2 separate regions of the Homo sapiens genome follow, and region 1 is linked to region 2. Evidence: read pairs that join two places in POLR2A ChIA-PET (ENCODE). Cell type or tissue: Panc1. All regions are shown on one strand.

The links. Peaks named below come from ENCODE experiments on the same cell type or tissue, not always from the same donor. Only the 100,000 strongest peaks of a DNase experiment are listed, where the experiment ranks them.
Region 1: POLR2A ChIA-PET joins it to region 2 with 11 read pairs; 1 of 35 experiments calls an interaction of 5 or more read pairs at or near these places.

What each region holds. Positions count from the first base shown.
Region 1 is chr5:96,920,182-96,928,181 of GRCh38, reverse strand. It overlaps a transcript of ERAP1 not described here. Among named protein-coding and RNA genes, the nearest start is that of LNPEP, 12 kb to the left of the region's middle. In Panc1, no CTCF peak of the experiment used is centred here; a DNase peak (open chromatin) is centred at 4,915; H3K4me3 peaks cover 1,543 bases; H3K27ac peaks cover 3,913 bases.
Region 2 is chr5:95,070,531-95,078,530 of GRCh38, reverse strand. The region is part of intron 1 of MCTP1 (multiple C2 and transmembrane domain containing 1); the gene reads left to right. Among named protein-coding and RNA genes, the nearest start is that of MCTP1-AS1, 96 kb to the right of the region's middle. In Panc1, no CTCF peak of the experiment used is centred here; no DNase peak of the experiment used is centred here; H3K27ac peaks cover 1,937 bases.

The DNA.
Region 1 (8,000 bases), 1.8 Mb before region 2:
CGTGGTGGTTCATGTCTATAATCCCAGCACTTTGAGAGGCTGAGGTGGGCGGATCACTTGAGGCCAGAAGTTTGAGACCAGCTTAGCTAAAAATACAAAATACAAGAAATTAGCTGTGTATGGTGGTCTGTGTCTGTAATCCCAGCTACTCAATAGGCTGAGGCATGAGAATCACTTGAACCTGGGAAGCAGAGTTTGCAGTGAGCAGAGATCATGCCACTGCACTCCAGCCTGGGCAAAAGAGCAAGACTCTGTCTCAAAGAAAGAAAGAAAGAAAGAAATGAAAAGACAGTTCACAGAATAGGAGAAAATACTTACAAACCAAGGGACTTCACAAGGGACTTGTATCTAGCATATATAAAGAATTTTTAAATTTAATGATAAAAGATAAATAATCCAATTAAAAGTAGGCAAAGGACTGTAATTCCAGCACTTTGGGAGGCCAAGACGGGCAAATCACGAGGTGAGGAGATTGAGACCATCCTGGCTAACACAGTGAAACCCCGTCTCCACTAAAAATACAAAAAATTAGCCAGGCGCGGTGGCGGGCGCCTGTAGTCCCAGCTACTTGGGAGGCTGAGGCAGGAGAATGGCGTGAACCCGGGAGGCGGAGCTTGCAGTGAGCCGAGATTGCGCCACTGCACTCCAGCCTGGGCGACTGAGCGAGACTCCGTCTCAAAACAAACAAAAAAAAAAAGTAGCAAAGGATCTGAATATTATTTCTCCAAAGAAGATATACAAATGGCCAATGAGACATGAAAAGCTGTTCAGTGTCATTAGTCATCAGGGAAAAGCAAATCAAATCCAAAATAAGCCACCACTTCACATCTACTAGGATAGCTACAATAAAAAAACCAGATAATAGTAAATACTGGCAAAAATGTAGAGAAATTATAAGCCACATACACTGCTGATGGGAATGTAAAATGGTGTAGCTGCTTTCAAAAACAATCTGGCAGCTCCCCAAAAGGTTAAGCAACAGTTACCATGTGATCCAGCAATTCCATTCCTAGATATATACCCAAAGGACCAGAAAACTTATGCACATTCAAAAACTTGTACATAGACTGGGTGTGGTGGCTCACACCTGTAATCCCAGCACTTTGGCAGGCTGAGGTGGATGGATCACTTGAGTTCAGGAGTTCAAGACCAGCCTGGGCAACCTGGTGAAACCCCGTCTCTATGAAAAATAAAAAAATTAGCCAGGCATGGTGATGCATGTCTGTAGTCCCAGCTACTTGTGGGGCTGAGGCGGGAGGTTCGCTTGAGCCTGGGAGATCGAGGCTGCAGCGAGCTGAGACTGCACCAGTGCACTCCAGCCTGAGCAACAGAGTAAGACCCTGTCTTGAAACAAACAAACAAACAAACAAAAATGGTAGATGAATGTTCATAGCTGCATTATTCACAATAGCCAAAAAGTATAAACAACACAAACGTCCATCAACTGATGAATGGATAAATAGAATGTGAAACATTTATATGTATAATAGAATATTATTCAACAATAAAAAGAAAGTACTGACATGTTAAAACATAGATGAACCTTTTAAAAATTATGTTAGGTGAAAGAAACCAGTTACAGAAGACCATATATTGTTATTATTCCACTTATTTGAAATGTATTGTATCATTCCATTTATATGAAATGTCCAGACTAGGCAAATCTATAGAAACAGAAAGTAGATTAGTGATTTCCTTAGACTGAAGGGAGGCAAGAATGGGAAGTGTCTGCTAATAAGTATAGGGTTTTTTGTTAGGGTGATGAAAACATTCTGAAATTGATCGTTTTGCTAGGCACTCAACCCTGTGACTATACTAAAAACCATTGAATTATAAACTTTAAATGGATGAATTTTATGCCATGTAAATTATATCTCTGATATAAAACTGATAAACTGATATATATGAAAGACTTGAGGTTATACTTTTTAGAAACCATAATAACAATGCTTGATTAAAATGAAACAGTAATGGCTGGGCATGGTGGCTCAAGCCTGTAATCCCAGCACTTTGGGAGGCCCAGGTGGACAGATCATGAGGTCAGGAGGTTGAGACCATTTTGGCTAACACGGTGAAACCCCATCTCTACTAAAAATACAAAAAATTAGTCGGGCGTGGTGGCACGCGCCTGTAGTCCCAGCTACTTGGGAGGCTGAGGCAGGAGAATCACTTGAACCTGGGAGGCAGAGGTTGCAGTGAGCCGAGATCACGCCACTGCAGCCCTGGGCGACAGAGCGAGACTCCGTCTCAAAAAAAAAAAAAAAAAAAAAGCAAATTATACTGTGAGTATCTCCATTCACCATTGCTCAAGCAAGTTTGTTTTCCCCCATCTGGTTGCTACTATTTAAAAAGGTACAGATTTCATTCAATTAAACACTAACCTATTTAGAAACAGAAATGCTATAGAAAATTCTACAGGTATAGATATATCATTTCCATTTTTTCCCAAATGGAACCCTAAGCCTACTAGAAATGCTTAGAAAGAAATCTTCACTCTGGAAGTCCAAACTGTGGTGACTGTTAAATTTCTTGAAGGAGCTTGTTAACAAAACAGATTTCTGGGCATTGTTCCCCGAAATTTCAATTCAGTTGGTCTGAGATATTGCCTAAAATCTGCATCTTTATCAAGTGATTGTGACACAGGTGGTCCTCAGATAATCCTGCACTGAAGGAATTCTAGGGTAAATAAGGAGCAGTGTGTTTAGTAGAAACTGCACTACATTTACTACAGGGTAAATGAAGGGCAGCCCAGGACTGAGGTGAGAGCCTGGGCCCTGGAGGTAGACTCTTAAGGGTTCAAATTCTGCCTCTGCCACTTCCTACCTCTGTGCCTGGGGCAAGTTCCCTGAGCTTCACTTTCTCCTTTGTAAAATGAGGACAAGTACCCTCACAGAGTTAGTGTAAGGATGAGACAAATTCACATAATTATACTTAGAACAGAGACTGGCACAAAGTAAGCACTAAAGATGTATTTGCTGTTACTATTGTATGTGAATTATAAAATTTAAATACCATGTAGATCACTTGCAAAGAAGTTTAGACTTGTAATAGCAAACCAATTTCTATAACGGTAACATATTCCAATCTGATCATTTAAAATAATGATGTGCTGGCAAACCAAGTTTTCGGTGTTGAGTTGGCATCTAAGCCCTAGGTTGGATGGGGCCTACCTAGGCCAGGAAGTGACTAGGATGATGGGCCTACCTATATAGCCATAAAAAGCAATCACAGCCTTTCTTCCATAAAAGTCAGAAGATAGAAAAAACATTTTTTGAAATGATGTGGGCCAGGCACAGTGGCTCATGCCTGTAATCCCAGCACTTTGAGAGGCCGAGGTGGGTGGATCACCTGAGGTCAGGAGTTCAAGACCAGCTTGGCCAACATGGTGAAATCCCGTCGCTACTAAAAATACAAAAATTAGCCTGGCATGGTAGCAGGTGCCTGTAGTCCCGGCTACTCGTGAGGCTGAGGCTGGAGAATCACCTGAACCCGGGAGGTGGAGGTTGCAGTGAGCCGAGATCACGCCATTGCATCGCTCCCAGCCTGGGCAACAGCAAGACTACATTTCAAAAAAAAAAAAAAATCTGTTAGCCCGAATTGTTATTGACTTGCTCTTTCTAGAGAGATGTTTATACTCTTGAATATTCTGATTTAGTTTTCCTTTTTGTTTGTTTCTTACAGCTATGCTAAAATAAAGCTTGCCCAAGGTTCACTCCCATAAAATGTGTCCTTGAGCTTTTTGTTTGTTTTTTAGCTTGAGAAGGTCCTATAATATTTGTGCTGAAAATTACATTTGACTATGATTCTTGGCTGACTCTCAGCTGATTCAGGTGCTTTTTTCCTCCCTTTGGCTGATGGTTGCCAGCACAGGCTGTCAGTCAGTCAGCACCATTTATGGAGGGCCCCTGGTGTGCAGGGCCTCAAAGAGACCTCAAAACAAAACAGGAGCTAACGCTTCACTTTTATGGCACATACAATCTATTGGGCCAATCAGGACAAGCACACAGGATACATACATAATACATGAAACATGACACAGACATATACCATCGTGTACTAGCAGGATCAGCCTGAGGCAAATTTTCCATTTCTTCCTCACTTCCAGGTGCTGCTTTACAGCCGACAAATATTTATCAAATGACATCTGTGTAACATCCTTGAGTAAGTGACAGATACTGCCCTTAATTTCCTCCTACCCAACCAGTACTTTCTAAGCTATTGGCCACTTTCCACAACTCACTCCCCAAGCCCGTCTCCCAACTTCAGGGTCCTCTTTCTCTCCTCAGGGCCCTTTGCTTAGCTAGCTATAAAGAAATATTAATTTTTTAAGATGTCACACTAAAGCATGACTAGTGAGTTACAATGTAATATTTTAACTTTTTATTAGTCCAAAGGAATAAATCTATAATGGTGAAATTATAAAAGAAAAGGCAACTGGATATTTTGACGTGTATGAAGTTTCTTTCTTTTTCTTTTTTTTTTTTTTTTGAGACAGAGTCTCACTGTGTCGCCCAGGCTGGAGTGCAGTGGCCTGATCTCGGCTCACTGCAAGCTCTGCCTCCTGGGTTCCCGCCAGTCTCCTGCCTCAGCCTCCCAAATAGCTGGGACTACGGGCGCCCGCCACTGCGCCCGGCTAATTTTTTGTATTTTTAGTAGAGACGGGATTTCACCGTGTTAGCCAGGATGGTCTCGATCTCCTGACCTCATGATCTGCCCGCCTCGGCCTCCCAAAGTGCTGAGATTACAGGCGTCAGCCACTACGCCCCGCCTGAAGTTTCTTTTTTTAGACAGCACGTTTTAGGTTTGGATTTGCAAGGCCAGCACTGTTGCTGTTATTTCTTTCCAGGTCCTCAGTGAGACCGAGGGGTCAACAAATAGTATGTTTCCCTTGGTCTTAAAATCCAAACAGCCAGGACCTGGCGTGGTGGCTCACACCTGTAATTCTAGCCCTTTGTGAGCCCAAGGCGGCAGGACGGGAGCTTGAGACCAGTGTGGAAAACATAGTGAGACCCCCATCTCTACAAAAATTAAAAAATAAAAATTAGACAGCCATTGTGGTGCACATCTTCAGTCACAACTACGTGGGAAGCTGAAGCAGGAGGATCACCTGAACCCAGAAACTGAAAGTTACAGTGAGCTACGATCGTGACACTCCAGCTTGGTCAACAGAGCAAGACCTTGTCTCAAAAAAAACAAAAAACAAAAAACAAAAAACAAAAAACATCCAAATAGTGAGGCCTCGCAGAGGCACAGTTGTTTGAAACTAGAAGAATAATATGCTCGTCCTACCTAATAATGGCTTCTCTGTAAGATATAAGTTATGCGCTTTGATTAGTAGTTGCATAACTTTTATCTACAGATAACGCACAACTTAGAACAAGAATAAATAAATACAAATCTTTAAATGCTATCCAGCCTCTTTCACTAACAACTTATTCATTGTTGCTTGAGTAACTCTAATTTAGTCTCTGAGTGTGAGTGAAGTTAACTCACCCGGACAGAGGGTCTGACAACTGCGAGCTCTGTCTGGTTCACATAGATTGTGCACAATTGTTTCAAACCAGATCTTTCTTTTGATTCCTATTAGCTCAAGTCTCTCTACCTGTTTGCCCCCAGCCAGCTAGAAAGCCCTGTTTGTCCTTCTACGACTCCTGCTTTTAGTCTTTGGCTCTACATCTGAAGATATGAATAGAAAGAAAATAAAATTATATGCCAGCAGTCTTATGTGCCCCAAGCCTCATCCTGGCCTTTTTCCATTTTTGAGTTTTAAAAGAGTGTTCTTTCTATCCTTTTCCCAACTCCAACTCAATATATTAGAGACGAGATAGAATTTGCAACTTAATTGACTAGAAAACAGTTTTTTTTGTTTTTGTTTTGTTTTTTTGAGACGGAGTCTCTCTCTGTCGCCCAGGCCGGAGTGCAGTGGCCTGATCTCGGCTCACTGCAAGCTCCGCCTCCCGGGTTCGTGCCATTCTCCTGCCTCAGCCTCCCGAGTAGCTGGGACTACAAGAGCCTGCCACCGCGCCCGGCTAATTTTTTGTATTTTTAGCAGCGACGGGGTTTCACCGTGTTAGCCAGGATGGTCTCGATCTCCTGACCCTGTGATCCGCCCGCCTCGGCCTCCCAAAGTGCTGGGATTACAGGCGTGAGCCACCGCGCCCGGCCTAGAAAACAGTTTTTAAAGCGGAATACAGTTTTAAAACTGAGAAAAAAATGTCCTTTGTATGTTTTCAGTATTTTCACAGACAATTTATTCTGGCCAACTCAAAATGAAGTTTATAATTTTAACTGTGGTATTCTTTGGATGACTAAAGGGACATACCAGGTGCTATTACTATGGGAATTCCTTACGGAGGAATGAGCCTGAAATATAGTATTGAAAGAAAGAAATATGACATAATTCAACAGAGGAAGGCATGAATTTTGAAGTGTGGGAAATCATGTGTGTAAATAACAAGATGAGAATTACTGAGTCATGTACTGAGAATAGAAAACCAGTTTCCTGACCTTCTCTGTCAGCATAGTAGAGGATTAGGACATCTGGAAGAAAGAAGAATACATTTGTAAAAGATCTTGAATTTATGGTTGGGAAGGAAAGATTGTAGAAACGAGTAAGAAATAAAATGTTTTTCTACCTTGTTTGTTAGTTAAGTATGCATTTCTCAGACTTTCTAAAGATTTCTCACTATGAATACTAAACATTTTCCTGATTTAAATCCTAAACAAATGATCTGTTTATACTGCCAGCTTTCTAAGTATAATGCAGACTTAGGTATTTGTACATAAGAAAATAAATGATTATGGTTTCTGGGAATATGCTAGAATAGATACCTTAACTGACCTTCCTGCTAAAAATAACTAAAAATGTAGAATAAAATTATTTTAATGCATTGATGACCTGGAAAGTTAGTAAGGAATACTCTTGGATCAGAAACTAAGTGAAGGCAGGAATCCCAAGGGGTAAGCCGAAGGCTGAGGCCAACTTTCACCTTGAGAGCATCTGAAGCTTCTGTTTTTATGCCTTCGAGAGTGCTGGGGACAGATGACAAAGCCCAGGGCCTGCCCAAGTTAGGGAGCATAATAAAAAACAAAATTCAGGTACAGTCTCTTTGCAAAAGACTCATCTAAAACTAAAGGATCCAGAAACATATCAGGGGAAGTGGTAACTTAAATATTACTAGAGATCAGAGTTTAACATCTGGTACTGACAGCTACAGAATGTATGAATAAGAAGAAAGTGAATTAACACCCTTTTAAGGAAACTACCCAGCACAGACTATTAAAATAGAAGATTATATGAAATACACATATGCTTCGACCTAGTAAAGCCACTTCTTTCATGATCCTTTTCAGACTTTCTTCCTTATGATTTGGAGACCTGGCTTTGATGAGATTAAGATACCAGGAAGCAGACAACCAAGTGCATGATTGGTTTAAAGTTTGTAAATGTATAAGTTGTAAACCACTATATGTTGAAATTTTAAAAATAGTGATACGTGGTTACATGGATGAAAGAAGGTCAATAAAGAATAGAAGTGAAGGAAAAGTAGCAGAGTAAAAATGTGGCCATTTTGAGCAGGCTTATGTTTGGTAGACATTAGTGTTCAGGTGGAAAACTAGTTCCTATGACTATTTGGAGGCTTGCCCTATGGCTGGGGGTGGGATAAAACACAAAACAAAAAATTTAAAAGACCAAAAACCCCTGGAACTTCCTCAGAAAATCAGGATTCCTTGCAGTAGTTTCTGGCCAGTTCTGCTCATCTAGAACCTCAAATGGGCTCAATGTCATAACAAGGAATGAAGAGCAGTAGCATGTACTGATATAGGACAAGAAAATCCTTACCATGGCAGTTAGACTCCTTTTTTTTTTTTTTTAAATGACAGGGTCTAGCTCTGTCACCCAGGCTGGAGTGCAGTGGCATGATCTTGGCTCACTGCAACCTTCACCTCCCAGGATCAAGTGATCCTCTCACCTCAGCCTCCCGTGTACCTGGGATACA
Region 2 (8,000 bases):
GCTGAAGTTGTTCGTGAATTTACATAAGATGGGGGCTTTTATTAACGCAAAATATGTCTGGAATGAGCATACATAACTGAGAGCTCTCCTAGGTGATCATAGTCTTTGGTGATACAACAAGATTTCCCTTTTTTGTTGTTGTTTTTGATGTGCAGGTGGGGCAGAAACAATTTTCAGTCTATATTTAGTTATCTGATACAGTCCCAGGAAAGCTTTAGGGAATTTTGTGTTTTGATAGAAGATTAATGTAATGTCTGCCTTTTTTCTGTTCATTCCCTAAACATTTCCTGGTGAAAGTCATCATTTGGGAAGGAGCACATTGAACGAATTGTAGAATGGAGAAGTTTAGGTCTGTTATACAACTAGGTCCATTTTGATTTGCTTTCCCCAGAGACTCCACAAATTATCTTTGAAATTCTTGGGTAACTTTCAAACCTTCATGTTTCCTCGGGTCTTGCAAACAAGATGGATGGATGGATGGATGGATGGATGGATGGATAGATGGATGATAGGGATAAATGAAGGTGTTCCCATATCTGTTGAGTCATGACTCATGTACCTGACACTGGATTGGGACCAGACTAGAGAATGTGGGCCCAGAGGAATGATGTATGAGATGTGAAAGAGTTTTCCTAAATTCATCTCATATTTTCTTGTCTGATAGTTTTCAATGTGGAATGAACATAGCTATAAGCCATTTCTTGCCACAAGCCTTTCCTCCTATTTCATGTTAGTTTTTAAAATTATATATAACGAACTGGCCAGGCGCAGTGGCTCACGCCTGTAATCCCAGCACTTTGGGAGGCCGAGGTGGGCGGATCACGAGGTCAGGAGATCGAGACCATCTTGGCTAACACAGTGAAAACCTGTCTCTACTAAAAATACAAACAATTAGCTGGGCGTGGTGGCGAGCGCCTGTAGTCCCAGCTACTCGGCAGGCTGAGGCAGGAGAATGGCGTGAACCCAGGAAGTGGAGCTTGCAGTGAGCCGAGATTGCGCCACTGCACTCCAGCCTGGGCGACAGAGTGGGACTCCGTCTCAAAAAAAAAAAAAGTATATATAATGAACCATAATTGCTTACTTCCTTGATTCAAAAGCTAAATGTGTGCAGATATATACATATATATTTACACACATTATTCATATGCAGAGAAAAAAAGAGACAGATAGAGGTGGGATAAAATTAAAAGGTCAAAATAAATTTGAACACCTAAATTAATGAGAATTGTTAAACTTTGACTATTTTATAATTTATTATGAAGAAAATAACCAAGATGCAGAAGAAACAGTCATGGCAGAATATCAAAAAAGAAAGGTACTCTTAAGATCATTTTTAAATGCTTGTTTACAAAAGTATATAGCATCTCTTTTCATTTTGGAATGGGAGCTTTCTTCCCCACAATATTTCATTAGAGAACTCAAACTAAGAGTCTGGGAATCAAAATTTATTTGGCACAATTAGTCAATTGTGAGTGATCATTTCCAAAATAAGGAAGGTGACTAAAGGCTTGAGTTAGGAAATTCTGCAAGTTTCAGAGATGGTATTAAGATGTTATTGTTTCAAGTTTACAAGGCGGGGAGGGAATACAGAAAATATTTTCCTGTAAAAATACTTGATCAAGCACAACTAAATAGGGTGAAAAGTTTTAAACAATGGAAACAACTGTACTGGGGTAATTACACATTTGGCTTTGACCCAAAGGAGTCATTAAAAACAAAAAGAAAAAAGAAAAAAACCAATTATCGTATAGATTTTTCCCCCACCCCTAAACAAAATAGCATATTTTCACGGTTTGAGGACATTCTATTCCTTTATGTACAGATGCGTTGTGTTATTTGAAATACATTTGATTTCTGTGGCTCACTGTTTTCTGGTGGTGATTTCCCTCGCTTAGAAATAGCGTGTTCTAAGTCAGCAATCAGTGGACAGCATTACCCTGGCCCACTGGAAACCTTAACTCCATGTAACTGCAGTCTGAGACTCAGTTTCAACATTCGTCAATGAAGGACTCGTTCTCATATTTCCCAGCAGTCTTTGAACTATTTTAAGATAGGGATTCCTTTTTTTTTTTTTTTTTCCTTTTTCAGCTTAATGGTTCCTGTGAATCTTGAAATCAATTCTGAAACAATTACTTCTAAGTTTAATCCACCTGGAAAATTTTCACTAAGCTCATACCTGGAGTTTGAAAAATGCTATGCTTAATGTAAACAAATGAATGTTCATGGCAAATGTGTACAGTAGTCATTACCCCTTTATCTACAGTTTTGCTTTTCAAGGTTTCAGTTACCCATGGTACTGTATGATATTTTGAGAGACAGAGAGAGAGGCCACATTCATATAACTTTTATCATAATATATCATTATAATTTTCTATTTTATTATTGTTACTGTTATCTCTTACTGTGCCTAATTGATAAGTTAAACTTTATCATAGGTATATATGTATAGAAAAAAATAGCATATATAGGGTTCAGTACAATCCACTGTTTCAGGCGTCCACTGGGGGTGTTCTAACATATTTCCTGAGGACAAGGGGACTACTGTACTTTAAATGTGTAAATAGCTGCAAAGAATCATTAATACACCAGACAGAGGAAGTCTCTGTAGCCTTATTACTGGTTTTAAATTATTGAAAAATAACACAGCATATGAATATTCAAGAGTTTTTGAAAGCTATATAACAATTCCACAAGTATCCAGATTACCACTAGGAAGCCACTGATAATGGGAATAGTCACTTCTGAGAGAAAGTGTTAAGAAAGTTATTGTTTCAAGTTTTCTAAGGGGTAGAAACAAAGATAAAACTTTTACGTAAAATTATCTGATCAAATATAACTAAATAAGGTAAAAATATACACAAGTTTTAGACCACATGGCAGGAGCTTTAAAACAAAGAGCAGCGTCTCCATCTAGGTGTTTTTTTATATATCAGACATTAATTTTTTTTCAGAAATTAAGGACTGAAAACTATATTTGCTGCATTAAAATATTCTTCCCATTATATTCTGACCTCTTCCTCATTGTATCTATTATTTTTGCAAGTTTTCGTGAGAGATTATTTTTACATTTTACAATTTTAATTGAAGTTTTATAAACCAAAATTAAGGAGAAGGTTAACTAAAAACCAAACATCACTTTGATAAGTTAACTAAAAACCAAACATCATTATAGAGAGAATAAAAGGGGAAGTTAACTTATATTTATAGGCTCAGAGAAGTCCTCTGTGAGAAAGTGACTTTTAAGCTGAGACCAAGGATATGTAGAGTTACTTTTGGTTTCCCTGCTGTTTGAAAGTTTGTGAGGATTAGAGAAAATGTATGTAAAGTACCCATTTGATTTTAAAAGTTCAGTTCAATGAGTCAAAGCAGTTCAAAGTGTTGTACCAGCTGTAAAATGTCCATGATCTCTTTCTTTACCTGAATAGTGTATAATTCATATTTACAAAATGTTGATAGTACAAGGTGCCTTAGAGATCAACTAGCTCAACCCTCTCATTTTGCAAATAAAAAATATTCTGCCACAGGCAAATTAAATGACTTTTCCAAAATTATACAGCCAGCTCCCGACAGAGCCAAGCTGGGCATGGGGTTGCTGTCATGTACCTCTGCAATCTTTTTACAACATCAGTCAACAGGATCATCCCTATCTGAATTTAGTATTTAAATTCTGCATTCAATTTTCCTGCTTATTAAAATGTTAATTGTGCACAGCATAAATCAATTTAAGCTTGACCTAATTTCCTTGTGGCCACGAAACATTTTTTTGAGCCATATTTTTTGGAAGGACATATTTTACGCCCTACGTAGAACCATAGATTCTACCTAGAAGCTTTTCCGCATACCTGAAAGTCTGCCTTCATTTTTATTCACTTGGCACTGCACATATACTTGTAATCACACAGATAGGTCCACATTTAACCACTTGTGCACACCTAAGATTGGTTATACTTCACCCGCTCCAACTTTCCAGATCCTAAAAATAAATGCGTGTTCAAACTTCATAAATACAAATTATTGTATTAGCAAAAATGTATACACCTATCCAAATCATTTAGCAAAACAAATGACAATTGATTACTAAACAATACTCTATAACTATTAATTATACCTTTGTCATCAAAGTAGTAATGCCCTAGGAGTTGCCAGCCATCTCTCTTAGTGGCCCCTCCAGAAGTTGGGTGGCCACACCCAAGCAACAGCACTTCAAAGTGCTCAGTCCTCTACACCTTCAAGTGGATGGTGCTAAGGGGCTTGGCCTTCACCTTACGGGATAGTGACTCTTCAACTGCATGGTATAGCAGATTCACCAGGGAATCTTGCTCAAACTACATGTACCCAGGCCTACGCCTGAGAGATTCTGAATCATTAGGTCATGGGTAGAGCCCAAGAGTGTAATTTTTTTTCTTTTTTTTCTTGAGACGGAGTCTCACTCTGTCGCCCAGGCTGGAGTGCAGTGGCACCATCTCTGCTCACTGCAACCTCCACCTCCCAGGTTCAAGCGATTCTTCTGCCTCAGCCTCCTGAGTAGCTGGGATTATAGGCACCCGCCACCACGCCCGGCCAAATTTTTTTTTGTATTTTCAGTAGAGACGGGGTTTCACTATGTTGGCCAGCCTGGTCTTGAACTCCTGACCTCGTGATTCACCCGCCTCGGCCTCCCAAAGTGCTGGGATTACAGGCATGAGCAAGAGTATAAATTTTAAGAAAAGCCCAGGTAATTCTAACACACACTCCAAGTTAAGAAAACCTGGGGCACCAAGAATGCTTCAAGGAGAGGGTCTGATGATGCCAACAACCAGGGTATCAACCAGGAAACACTGAAGGGAGGCACCTGAGCTCCTGTGTGTTCCATATTCCTGCCCTTCCCTCTCAACTTTACCTTTTTGTAGCATATCCAGTGTGCTCCCACCTCCTAGCACTGTCATCTTCTTCCATATCTTGGGGAAACCTTTTGAGTATGGGCATAACCACTTGGAAAGATATAGGTGAACAACAGATCTTTGTAGGTGAACTCACAGAACACCCTATGCTGGGAGTCTAGTCAGGGTGCAGTCAGTTACTTCCCCACTCCATACTCAGTAAGGTTGAGGAGATGGTGGGGGACAGTGTCGAGGGAGAGCAGTCACAAAATGCAGCAATGAATGGGTACCCTTAGTCTTAAGCCAAAGGATCCTAGCCAAGCCTCAGCAGCAAAGAGAAGTTGAGCCATGAGTCTGGATGAGAGAAATCTAATGAGGTGAGGAAGCTGAGATTCTGCTAACCAAAGGATAGCTTTGGCAAGTGCCACAATGTGGACGCCGTCTCTCCTATGCCCAAGACTGACAAAAAATTAAGACTAACTCCCTAAAAAAGAGAACAATCAGCTGTTCAGGATAGCTGGGCTGCTGAAAGAAGGCCTTGCAAGCTTCATTGTGACCATGGGCTAGTGTGATGAGCTGTAACAAGGAGCAAAGTGGACCATGTGGCACAGGGCTTGAGAAAGAGGTCCTCCATATCTCCAGTGAAAATAGTTGCTAAGCGCACTTTGGGAGGCCAAGGCGAACGGATCACGAGGTCAGGAGATCGAGACCATCCTGGCTAACACGGTGAAACCTCATCTCTACTAAAAATACAAAAAATTAGCCAGGTATGGTGGCCGGCACCTGTAGTCCCAGCTAATCGGGAGGCTGAGGCAGGAGAAAGGCGTGAACCCGGGAGGCAGAGCTTGCAGTGAGCCGAGATCTCGCCATTGCACTCCAGCCTGGGCGACAGAGCGAGACTCCATCTCAAAAAAAAAAAAAAAAAAAAAAATAGTTGCTAAGCAGAGTCCAAATTTGGAGCTAGAACAGTTGAGGTTGAATCTAGCTCCAAACATATATTGTGACTTTGAGAATATTATTTGACATCTATGGGCTTTAGTTTCCTCCTCCTAACATGAGAATGAAAACATCTTCTTTGGAGCTAGTAACCATAGGTCTAGATGCAGAGTATAATATTGGCCCCTTTGTGCTGCAATATTTTCACATGATCAATGCACAAGCCTTTTTCACATGATCATAATTCAAGCCAACACTAGTGTAATGTCTGTAGAGCCATCAATTCATGTGAGACAGTCTTTGGCAAAAATTGAAAAAGCTTGTACTATGTAGGGTGAATGTTACAAGTAGAGTGATTTATTGGAGTCTTTACAAGCTCTTGTTTGCTCTTGTTTATATTCCCCCAGCCTTATGTAATTTGTTTTGTTTAGTGTTTATCCAATTAGGGTTAAGAGGGTAGGACTTACTGTACTCCAGAACCAACAGAATGCTTCTTGATCCTGATTTTACTGGAATACAGGAGCAGCTTGTCAAACTCTCTGGATAGGAGGTGGGGTACATTGGTTCTTCCAGAACCAAAGCCAAATATGCTTTAGCATCAATTTGCCAACAAACCTCCAATCACACACACACACACACACACACACACACACAGGAAAATTGGCATTGTTTCATATTAGAATCTGAGAAATCTAATAGTTAAGAAACCTGTACATCACAGCTAAACTTGTTTACTCTAAAGGAAAATTTATTTTTCTCATGGATCTATTAAAATTCCTCTAGATGGACTTTTACATGTATATATTTCTACCTGTTGTTTACTTGGAAGCCTAGCAGAGAAGTAAAATATATCACTCACCTCTAGCATATGATTGCCAGATTTTAACAAAAATCTAGTCAGTGGTAAGTTGTATTTAAGACAATCTCATTCATGTGAGTATGAGTGCCATTCTGGTTCTTAGATACATTAGTCTGTGCAGTGGCCACAGTTTCACAGAGTGAAACTTTCAATCTACAACATCTCTATGTTTACATGCAATACACTGGTTATTTCACTGCATTTCCCCACTTGCATTCAGGGATACAGAAATATTTTTAAGAGCTTGTGCCCCCAGAAACTATGGAGGAGAAATGGACACAATGTTTGTTAACAAATCATCATGAATATCACTCATATCAAATTATAAGCTATACTGAGGGACATCAGTAAAAGTAGAATATTATATAGAGAATAAAAGGGGAAGTTAACTTATATTTATAGGCTCAGAGAAGTCCTCTGTGAGAAAGTGACTTTTAAGCTGAGACCAAGGATATGTAGAGTTACTTTTTGTTTCCCCGCTGTTTGAAAGTTTGTGAGGATTAGAGAAAATGTATGTAAAGTACCCAGCACAGCATCTGGCAGCACCAAAATTCTCCAGAAGATTCTGATCCAGCCTGTCTCCTAATCAGTGACTACGAAGCCAGCGGGTACCTCAGACAGACGCTCTTGGGCTGCACGTGCTGCCTCAGGCTCCGGATCTGGTGTCATAGGTATGCCCAGGTTAGCTGAGGATCCCTGTGGCTACAGCCTTCCTGGTTAGCCTTCACAGTTAGCCTTCACAAGTATGCTCTGTATGTGAATTGCTGCTCAGATGTGCTTTGTTCAACATTTCTCTCCAGGGATGAACACCCTTCCTCTCGCTTCCCCTTTGTTCCAGTCCATTTGGCTTGGCTCTGATTTCCTGCCTCCTCATCTTGGGAACAGGTTCATCCCATGGTACCCTAATCCCACGGAACTTCCCTTGAACCAATACATTGCCACCTCCCCACTGAGAGATGCCAGACTCTTCTCCCAACTCTCCCAACCACCTTAACCAAGTCAGCCCCTCCCACATAGTCCCTAGTTAAGATCAGAATGAGCTTTATCTGCTTCTTAAACTTTGTTGTTCCTACCTCTGCAATCCCTCTTAGGCTATGGAACTACTGCGGGATGAATTCACCAAGCCGCAGCTGGGACTGCCTTTGTACTCCTCTCTCTAGACAGTCTGCCCCAGTCTCACACATGGCCAAAGTCTGGTAGGTAGTTGCTGAGTTCCTGAGTGTTGCTCTCTGGGCCAAGGCAGTACAGGGCAACTTCCCAAGGCAGAGCAGACAGGAGTAGTGCTTGGATTTGGATCAGACCACACTGGGCTTTGCTGAGAGGAACTGGGCCAGCATACAGAATGG